2 separate regions of the Homo sapiens genome follow, and region 2 is linked to region 1. Evidence: read pairs that join two places in POLR2A ChIA-PET (ENCODE). Cell type or tissue: Panc1. All regions are shown on one strand. Links, peaks and the distances in the headings refer to the core of each region. The heading gives the core; the rest is flanking DNA.

Region 1 (5,393 bases), core at 82-5,081:
GGTGGTGGGACATGCCTCTTTATACCTGCCTCTCTTTTGGAATTCAGGAAAAGGTGACCAATGTTAACATCAACATAGACCTTAGTGTCTGATGAGAAATATTTACCAATTCTCTCTGAAGGCTGCTACTTGGAGGCTTCATCTGTGTCATAAAACCTAGGTCTCCACAACCTCTTATAGTAACCCAGACATTCCTTTCTATTGGAAATAACTCTTTCAAGCAATTAGCAGTCAGAAAATTCTTAAACTACCTATGACTGGGTGTGGTGGCTCACACCTGCAATCCCAACACTTTGGGAGGCTGAGGCGGGCAAATCACAAGGTCAGGAGTTCAAGACTAGCCTGGCCAACGTGGTGAAACCCCATCTCTACTAAAAATACAAAAAATTAGCTGGGCATGATGTGGGGGCGCCTGTAATCCCAGCTACTTGGGAGGCTGGGGCAGGAGAATTGCTTGAACCCAGTAGGTGGAGGTTGCAGTGAGCCAACATCATGCCACTGCACTCCACTCCGGGTGACAGTGCGAGATTCTGTCAAAAACAAAACAAAACAAAACAAAACAAAACAAAACAAAAAAACCTACCTGTGACCTGGAAGCCTCCACCTCCCCCTTTAAGTTTACTTATCATCAAGACCTCCTGAGGCTGTGTCACAGGTGTGTGTTCTTAACCTTGGCAAAATAAACTTTTTCTAAATTGATTGAGTCCTAACTCAGATATTTTTGAGTTCATATAGAATATGAAGAATCCACCAGGACAATAAAACAAAACAAGGCTTGTCCAGGGATTGTAGACATGGATCATTCTTGCAAGATCCATTACTGCTGGTCATTAGATTATTAGGCAAAGCAAGAGATTAGCGCCTCAAAAGGTTCTGAATAAGTATTTCATAATGTAATACCATATTTAGTATAAAAAGCTTTTGCTGGTTAGGAATAAAATATCCTTAATGAAACAAAAGGAATTTTACCAGAACCCAACAGGCATCACTATACTTTCAGGGAAAGACTTGAGTGGTATTAAATGCCTTTGAAAATCCAGTGGGGAACCTGGATGTTATACACACAAAAATAAATTTGTGGACATGCATTGAAAATTTTGTACAGATTTTCAAGGGGCTCATGGGGCTGCTTGAAGCCTTTTGGTGGCCCTCTTAGACATGTCTGGACCCTGGCTTCAGGTCTCTGAATTACAGGGGGTAAGCCAGAGTCACATGCAAGAGTGACGTACTCAGTTCTGTATTCAAATCCCAGCTCTGCACCCAGATGCGTAACTGTGGGCAACTTACTTAACCTAAACTTTGTACCTTTGCTTCCTCATCTGAAACTGTGGCTCACAATGGAACCCACTTCACAGTCATAAGGAGGATTTAATATTAATGTATGCAAAGCTCCTAGCATATAATAAGAGCTCAATAATGTGTAGCAATGGACTATTATTCAAAGGAAACACATCCTTTTGGGAATAAAATAAAGATTCCTGCCTCATCTGTCACTATTTCATATTGTATTTGAGATCCTAGACAATGAAATGAGTCTAGAAAATTATTTAAGCTGTAAATATTAATAATATAGATAAGAACCATTTTTACAAGTATAATTTTAACTCCTCAAATTTAAGAAAATAATATAAAAACTATTAGAATCAAGAAATGTTCAGTAAATTAAACAGATTTTCCATATAATAGAAATAATCATAAGATATAAAGGGGTATATTCTATCTCTCATAGCAACAAAAACTTAGAAATAAACTGAAACATAAATGTGATTCTAGTCAGGGCAGTAAGTGAAGAAAAATAAATAAGAAGCATCCAGATTGGAAAGGAAGAAGTAATGCTATCTTTATTCACAGATCACATAACTTGTATGTAGGAAATTCTAAGAAATCCACTAAAAAACTATTAGAACTAATAAAAGAGTTCAGCAAGTTTGCAGGATACAAGATAAATGAATATACAGTAATGTGCCACACAAAAACATTTGGTTAACAATGGATCGCATATACGATGAGGGTCCCATAAGATTATAGTGGAGCTGAAAAATTCCTACTGCCTAGTGACGTCGTAGCTGTCGTAATGTAGTAGCACAATGCATTACTCACCTGCCTATGGTGATGCTGGCGAAAACAAACCTGCCGTGCTTCCAGTCATTTCAAAGTCCAGCACACACAGTTATGTACAGAACATAGTGTTTGATAATGATAATAAACGATTATGCTACTGCTTTATTTACTATATTCTATTTTAATTGTGGTTTTTAGCATGTACTCCTTCTACTTATTTAAAAAAAAATAGCTGCTGTAAAACAGTCTCAGACAAGTCCTTCAGGAGGTATCCAGAAGAAGACACTGTCATCACACAGGAAATGACAGCTCTATGTGTCATAAAGCTGAACACCTTCCAGTGGGACAGAATGTGGAGGTGGAAGATGGTGATGTTGATGATCTTGGCCCTGTGTTAGCTTAGGCTAATGTGTGTGCGTGTTCTTCATTTTTAACAAAAAAGTTTAAATAGTAAAAAGAAAATAAAATCATTTTAAAATAGAAAAATACTTATAGAATAATAGACAATATTTTTATACAGCTGAACAATGTATTTGTGTTTTAGTCTGTGTTATTATAAGTTAAAAAGTTAAAAGAAAATTAAGTTTATACATTAAAAAAGATAGGTAAGTTTAATTTATTTAAAATATTTAAATATTTAATTTTTTTATTTTAAATATTTTTATTTTAAATATTTAAATATTTTAAATATTTTTATTTTAAATATTTAAATATTTTAAATATTTTTATTTTAAATATTTAAATATTTTAAATATTTTTATTTTACATATTTAAATATTTTAAATATTTTTATTTTACATATTTAATATTTTAAATATTTTTATTTTACATATTTAAATATTTTAAATATTTTAAAAATGAATTTAGTGTAACTTGAATGTACAGTGCTCATAAAGTCTACAGTAGTGCACAGTAGTGCCCGAGGCCTTCACATCCACTCACCACTCACTCACTGACTTGCCCAGAGCAACTTCCAGTCCTGGTAGCTCCATTGATGGTAAGTGCCTTATACAGGGGTACCATATCTTATCCGTTGTAATATATTTTTACTGCCCCTTTTCTATGTTTAGTTATGTTTACATACACAAATACCATTGTGTTACAATCACCTACAGTTTTCAGTATAGTAACATGCAGTATGGGTTTGTAGCCTAGGAGCAATAGGCTATATTGTACCATATAGTTTAGATGTGTAGTAGGCTAAATCATTCAGATTTGTGTAAGTACACTCTAAGGTGTTCACACAATGACAAAATCACCTAACATCACATTTCTCAGAATGTATCCCTGCGTTTAAGTGATGCATGACTGTACAAAACTTAGTTGTATTTCTATATGCTTGCAATGAACAATCTGAAAATAAAATAATGAAAACAATTCAATTTGTAATAGCATCTAAAGGAATAAAATGCTTACAAATAAACAAAAAGAAGTGTGTAAGGGTATTGAAAAAACATTATCATTTTCCCCCACTGTACTCTTACAATACAACACAGAATTCTTCTGTGAACAAATATATAAGGATTTCTCCCTACCAATCCACCAAGCAAATTTCGGCCAGATTCTCTAGTGGGCACCAGTTAGACGTTCTCTAATTCAATTAAATTCTGACTCTGTTTACCTAGAGATAGTGTTAGATTCCACAGATAGAGGGCTCAGCCCCACAAAACTACCTCCAATTCAGATACCTGGAACCCTGACTACAAACCAGGATTGCCATGACCTCCCTCCTTGGGGTCAATTAATTTGCTAGGATGGCTCACCAGAACTCAGGGAAGCACTTTCCCACATTTGCTGGTTTAGTATAAAGGACATTAAAAAGAACACAGATGAACAGCCAAATGAAGTATATGTAGAGTGAGGTATGTGGAAAGGTGTGCGGCAGTTTCATGCCCTCTCCAGGCATGACACCCTCCAGGAACCTCCATATGTTTAGCTATCTAGAAGCTCCCTGAACCCAGTCTTTCTACATTTTTAATAGAAGCTTCATTACATAGACATGGTTGATTAAATTGTTGGTCACTGTTGATCAACTTAACCTTCAGCTTCTCTCCCCTCTTTGGAGGTTGGGGGTGGGGCTGAAAAGTCCCAACCCTCTAATCATGCCCATGTTTTTCCTGTGATCACCCCCACATCTTCAAACTACTTAGGGGCTGCTATCCACCAGTCATCTCATTAGCATACAAAAGACATCCTTATCACGCTGGAGATTCTGAGGGTTTTAGGAGTTGTATGTCAGGAAATAGGACAAAAACTATATATATATATATATATATATATAAATATATTTATATATGTATATCACAATATCACAATGTAATGTGTAAAACTTATACTCAGAAAACTACAAAGCTTGGTTGAAAAAAATTGAAGAACTTAAAAATGGAAGGACATCCCATGTTCATGGATCGCATATGGTATAAGATGGCAATACTCTCCAAATTGTTCTACAGATTCAAGTCAATCCCTAGATTCTTTATAGATTTTGACAAATGGATCTAAAAATTAATGTGGAAACTCAAGTGACCCAAAATGGCAAGAAGATTTTGAAAAAGAAGAATGAAGTTGGAAGGCTTGCATTTCCTAGCTTCAAAACTTACTACAAACCTACAGTAATCAAGACCATGTGGTACCAGCGTAAGATTCAACAGAATAGAATTGAAAGTCCAGAAATAAACCCCATGTGTCTATGGTTAACTAATTTTTAATAAGGGTGCCAGGTACATTCAACAGGGAAGGAATAATCTCTTTAACAAATGATGCTGAAACAATGGAATACCCTAATGCAAAAGAATGTACTTGAACACTTACATCTTGCCATATACAAAAATTGACTCAAAATGGATCAAAGACCTAAATGTGAGTCCCAAACCTAAAACTCTGAAGAGAAAACACAGGGTAAATCTTCATGACTTTGTATTTGGCAATAGATTTTAAAATAAGACACCAACAGCATGAACAACAAGAGGAAAAATAGATACATTATACTTCATCTAAATCGAAAACCTTTCTGCCTCAAAGGACACTCTCAAGAAAGTGAAAAAAAATCCCACAGAATGGGTGAAAATATTTGCAAATCATATATTTGATAAGAAACTTGTATCTAGAATATATAAAGAACACAGCTCAATAATAAAAAGACAACCCAATTAAAAATGAATAAAGGATCTGAATAAACATTTTTTCAAAGAAGATATATAGATGTCTATTAAGCAAATGAAACAGTGATCAACATTATTAGACATCAGAGAAATCCAAATCAAGACAACAATGAGATACCATTTCACACCCCCACTATATAATAGCTCTAATCACAAAGTCAGACAATAATA
Region 2 (5,393 bases), core at 87-5,086, 63 kb after region 1:
GATAGCTCAATGTGATTTTTATTTGAATTTCTCTGATGATTAGAGATGTTGCCATCTTTTCATTTGTTTCTTGGCCATTGGTAAATAATGTTAGGAGAAATATCTATTCAAGTCTTTTGATCATTTTTAAACCTGGTTGATTTCTTGTTGTTGAGTTATAACAGTTCTTTTGTAAATTCTGGCTATTAACCCCTTATCAGATATATGATTTGCCTGTTCACTCTGTTGATCTTATCCTTCGATAAACATTTGCAAAGTTTAACACAGTCCCATTTGCCTATTTTTGCTTTTGTTGCCTGTACTTGTGGTGTCATTATCCAAGAAATCATGCCAAGTACAATGTCATGAAGATTTTCCCCTGTAGTTTACTCTAGTTTTATAGTTTTAGGTATTACATCTTTAATCCATTTTACCTTAATTTTTGTATATGCTATAAGGGTCCAAATTTATTATTTTGCAGGTGGATATCCAGTTTTTTTCCTTAATGTGATTTCTTGAAAATACTTTCCCTTCTCCATTGAATGATCTTAGTACCCTTGCTGAAGTTCATTTGACCATACACGAGTGTTCATTTGGGGTCCTCTCTTCTATTCCATTGGTCTATTTGTCTGTTTTTATGTTGATAACACACAGTTTTGATTACTGGAGCTTTGCAGTATGTTTTAACATCAGGAATATCAGGGCTTGTGAGTCCAGCTTTGTTCTTCTTTTAAAATATTGTTTCAGCTATTTGGAATCTCTTGAGATTTCACATTAATTTTAGAATGACTTTTTCTATTTCTGCAAACAATGCCTTTGGGATTTTGATAAGGGTTGCATTGAATCTGTAGATCACTTTGGGTAGTACAGATATCTTAACAATATTGTCTTCCAACTTAAGAACACAAACTATCTTTCTATGTATTTAGTCTTCCTTAATTTCTTCCAGCAATATTTTACAGTTTTTAGTGTACAAGTCTTTCTCCTTCTTTAGAGTAGATTTATTACTAAATATGTCATTCTTTCAATGCTGTTGTAAATAGGATTTTTTTTAATTTCCTTTTTCAAGTTGTTCACTATTGCTGTATAGAAATGCAAGATTTTTGTTTGCTGATTTAAAATCCTGCAACCTTGCTGAATTTGTCTATTAATTCTAATAGTTTTTCTGTGTGTGAAAGCTTCTGGGTTTTCTACATAAAAAAACATGCCATCCGTGAGCAGAGATAATTTTATTTCTTCCTTTTCAATTGGATGCCCTTTATATATTTTTACTATCCAATTGCTCTGGCCAGGACTTCCAATGCCATATTTAATAGAAGTAGTGAGAGGGGAGATCCTTGCCTCATTCCTGATCTTAGAGGGAAAGCTTTCAGTTTTTCACTGTTGAGTATGATGTTAGCTATGGGCTTGTATAAACTGCCTTTAGTATGTTGAGGTGATTTACTTCTATTCCTATATTGTGGAGTGTTTTTATCATGAAGGGATGTTGACTCTTGTTAAACGTTTTTTCTGCAACAATTGAAATGATCATGTGGCTTTTGTTCTTCATTCTGTTAATGTGTTATAACTTTGATTCGTTTTCATAAGTTAAATCATCCTTGCATTCTAGGAATAAATTCCACTTTATTTAGGTCATGGTGTATAATCTTAATGTGCTTTGAATATTGTTTGCCAGTATTTTGCTGAGGATTTTGGCATCTACATTCATCAAGGACATTGGTCAGCAGTTTTCTTTTCTTTTTTTTTATATTTTTTATTTTTTTTTATTATTATACTTTAAGTTTTAGGGTACATGTGCACAATGTGCAGGTTAGTTACATATGTATACATGTGCCATGCTGGTGTGCTGCCCCATTAACTCGTCATTTAGCATTAGGTATATCTCCTAATGCTATCCCTCCCCCCTCCCCCCACCCCACAACAGTCCCCAGAGTGTGATGTTCCCCTTCCTGTGTCTATGTGTTCTCATTGTTCAATTCCCACCTATGAGTGAGAATATGCGGTGTTTGGTTTTTTGTTCTTGTGATAGTTTACTGAGAATGATGATTTCCAATTTCATCCATGTCCCTACAAAGGACATGAACTCATCATTTTTTATGGCTGCATAGTATTCCATGGTGTATATGTGCCACATTTTCTTAATCCAGTCTATCATTGTTGGACATTTGGGTTGGTTCCAAGTCTTTGCTATTGTGAATAGAGCCGCAATAAACATACGTGTGCATGTGTCTTTATAGCAGCATGATTTATAGTCCTTTGGGTATATACCCAGTAATGGGATGGCTGGGTAAAATGGTATTTCTAGTTCTAGATCCCTGAGGAATCGCCACACAATGGTTGAACTAGTTTACAGTCCCACCAATGTGTAAAAGTGTTCCTATTTCTCCACATCCTCTCCAGCACCTGTTGTTTCCTGACTTTTTAATGATTGCCATTCTAACTGGTGTGAGATGGTATCTCATTGTGGTTTTGATTTGCATTTCTCTGATGGCCAGTGATGGTGAGCATTTTTTCCTGCGCTACCTGACTTCAAACTATACTACAAGGCTAGAGTAACCAAAACAGCATGGTACTGGTACCAAAACAGAGATATAGATCAATGGAACAGAATAGAGCCCTCAGAAATACCGCCGCATATCTACAACTATCTGATCTTTGACAAACCTGAGAAAAACAAGAAATGGGGAAAGGATTCCCTATTTAATAAATGGTGCTGGGAAAACTGGCTAGCCATATGTAGAAAGCTGGATCCCTTCCTTACACCTTATAGAAAAATTAATTCAAGATGGATTAAAGATTTAAATGTTAGACCTAAAACCATAAAAACCCTAGAAGAAAACCTAGGCATTACCATTCAGGACATAGGCATGGGCAAGGACTTCATGTCTAAAACACCAAAAGCAATGGCAACAAAAGACAAAATTGACAAATGGGATCTAATTAAACTAAAGAGCCTCTGCACAGCAAAAGAAACTACCATCAGAGTAAACAGGCAACCTACAAAATGGGAGAAAATTTTTGCAACCTACTCATCGACAAAGAGCTAATATCCAGAATCTACAATGAACTCAAACAAATTTACAAGAAAAAAACAAACAACTCCATCAAAAAGTGGGCAAAGGACATGAACAGACACTTCTCAAAAGAAGACATTTATGCAGCCAAAAAACACAGTTTTCTTTTCTTGCAGTGTCTTTGTCTGGATTTGGTATCAGGGTTATGCTGACCTGTAAAGTAACCTAAGTATTCCCTCCTCTTTAATTTTTTGGAATAGTTTCAGGAGGATTGGTGTTAATTATTTTTAAATATTCTGTAGAATTCTCCAGTGAAGCCATCTGGTCCTGGACTTTTCTTTGTTGGAAGGTATTTGATTACTGATTCAATTTCCGTGCTTGTTATTGGTCTGTTCAGACTTTTCGTTTCTTCATGGTTCAGTCTTGGTAGGTTGTGTGTTTCTAGGAATGTGTTCATTTCTTTAGGTTATCAAGTTTGTGGAAATATAATTGTTCTTAGTATTCTCTTATAATCCTTTTTATTTCTGTGGCATCAGTTGTAATGTCCTTTCTGTGACTTCCGATTTTAGTTAGTTGAGTCACGTCTCTTTCTTTCTTAATTTAACTAAGGGGTTGTCCATTTTGTTGATTTTTTTTTTTTGAAACCGAATCTGGTTTCATTGATTTCACTTCTATTCTCTATTTTAATCATTTATGCTATAATCTTTATTTCCTTTCTTCTCTTAGCTTTAGCTTTAGTTGTTCTTTTTCTGCTTTCTTGAGATGTAAAGTTAGGTTGTTTATTTGAGATATTTCTTCTTTTTAATATAAGGCATGTATTGCTATCAACTTCCCTCTTAGCACTGCTATTGCTGTAGCCCATAAGTTTTGGTATGTTGTGTTTTCATTTTCACTTGTCCCAAGGTATTTTCTAATTTCCACTGTGACCTCTTCTTTGACCTATCGGCTGTTCAAGACTGTGTTAATTTATTTACACGTTTGTGGAGTTTCCAATTTTCCTTGTGCTATTGATTTCTAGTTTAATTTCCTTGTGATCGAAAAAGGATATTTTGTGTAATTTCAACCTTTTTGAATTTGTTAAGAGTTATTTTGTGACCTTATATGTTGCCTTTCCTGGAAAATGTTCCCTGAACACTTGAGAAGATTGTGTACTCTGCTGTTGTTGGGTGGAATCTTCTCTGTATGTCCGTTAGGTCCAATTGGTGTAAAATGTTTCAGTCTTCTATCTCATTATTGATCTTCTGCTTAGTTATTCTATCCATTATTGAATGTGAGGTATGGAAGTCTCCTACTATTATTGTGTTTCTGTCTATCTCCCTTCAGTTCTGTTAGTTTGCTTTATATGTTTAGGAGCTCTCTGGTTTGGTACCTAAATATTTTTTGTTATTATGTATTTTTGGTAAATTGACCCTTTTACCATTATACAATATCTTTTTTTGTCTCCTGTAACAGTTTTTGATTTAAAGTCTCTTTTGCCAGATATTGGTGTAGCAATTCCTGTTGTCTTTTGATTACCATTTGTATGAAATCTTTTTTCTATCCTTTCATTTTTAGGCTATTATATTTTCAGATCTAAAGTGAGTTTCTTGTAGACAGCATATAATTGTATCCTGTTTTTGAATACATTTAGCAAATCTATTTTTTTTTTTGAGACAGGGTCTTGATCAACTGTTGCCCAGGATGGAGTGCAGTGGTGAGACTGTGGCTCACTGCAGCCTGAATCTCCCAGGCTCAAGCAATCCTCACACCTAGCCTCCCCAGTAGCTGTGACTACAAGTGTGCACCACCACACCTGGCTAATTTTTAAAAATTTTTATAGTAATGGCAGTCTCACTATGTTACCAGGGCTGGTCTCAAACTCCTGGGCTAAAGCAATGTTCCTGCCTTGACCTCCCTACATGCTGATGTTACAGGTATGATATGCTGCGCCCAACCCAATCTGTATATTTTGTTTGTGGAGTTTAATTTGTTTACATTTAAAGTAATTATTTATAGGGAAGGACTTGATATTTTAGTTGTTTTATGGATCTTGTAACTTTTTTGTCCCTTCTTTCATCTCTTAGTGACTTCCTTTGTGTTTTATTGGTTTTCCACAGAAGACATAAAATTGAAAAGGTTTTACAACCAATTTAACACAGACTCCAGCCAATAATAATAGACCCTGGTTGTTCACCATCATACTATTGTACTGGTGTGCTCTTTTAAAAAAATGTCTAAATGTTGCATTAATTTGCATTTCTTTGATTACTTCTAAGATTGAGTATTGTTTTATTTCCTTCCTTCTTTCTCTCCTTTCTTCCTATTTCTGAGAATTGCTTTTTCATATTCTATGCTCATTTGGTGTTGATTGTCCATTTATTAATTTGAAATATTTTTTGTAAATTAACAATATTTACTTTG

What was found. Peaks named below come from ENCODE experiments on the same cell type or tissue, not always from the same donor. Only the 100,000 strongest peaks of a DNase experiment are listed, where the experiment ranks them.
Region 2: POLR2A ChIA-PET joins it to region 1 with 6 read pairs; 2 of 35 experiments call an interaction of 5 or more read pairs at or near these places.

The regions. Positions count from the first base shown.
Region 1 is chr3:126,281,400-126,286,792 of GRCh38, reverse strand. The region is part of intron 2 of LOC107986124 (a long non-coding RNA gene); the gene reads right to left. Among named protein-coding and RNA genes, the nearest start is that of KLF15, 73 kb to the left of the region's middle. In Panc1, for the core only: no CTCF peak of the experiment used is centred there; a DNase peak (open chromatin) is centred at 2,262.
Region 2 is chr3:126,218,666-126,224,058 of GRCh38, reverse strand. All of the region lies in intron 1 of LOC124909426 (a long non-coding RNA gene), which reads right to left. Among named protein-coding and RNA genes, the nearest start is that of ALDH1L1, 41 kb to the right of the region's middle. In Panc1, for the core only: no CTCF peak of the experiment used is centred there; no DNase peak of the experiment used is centred there; H3K27me3 peaks cover 695 bases.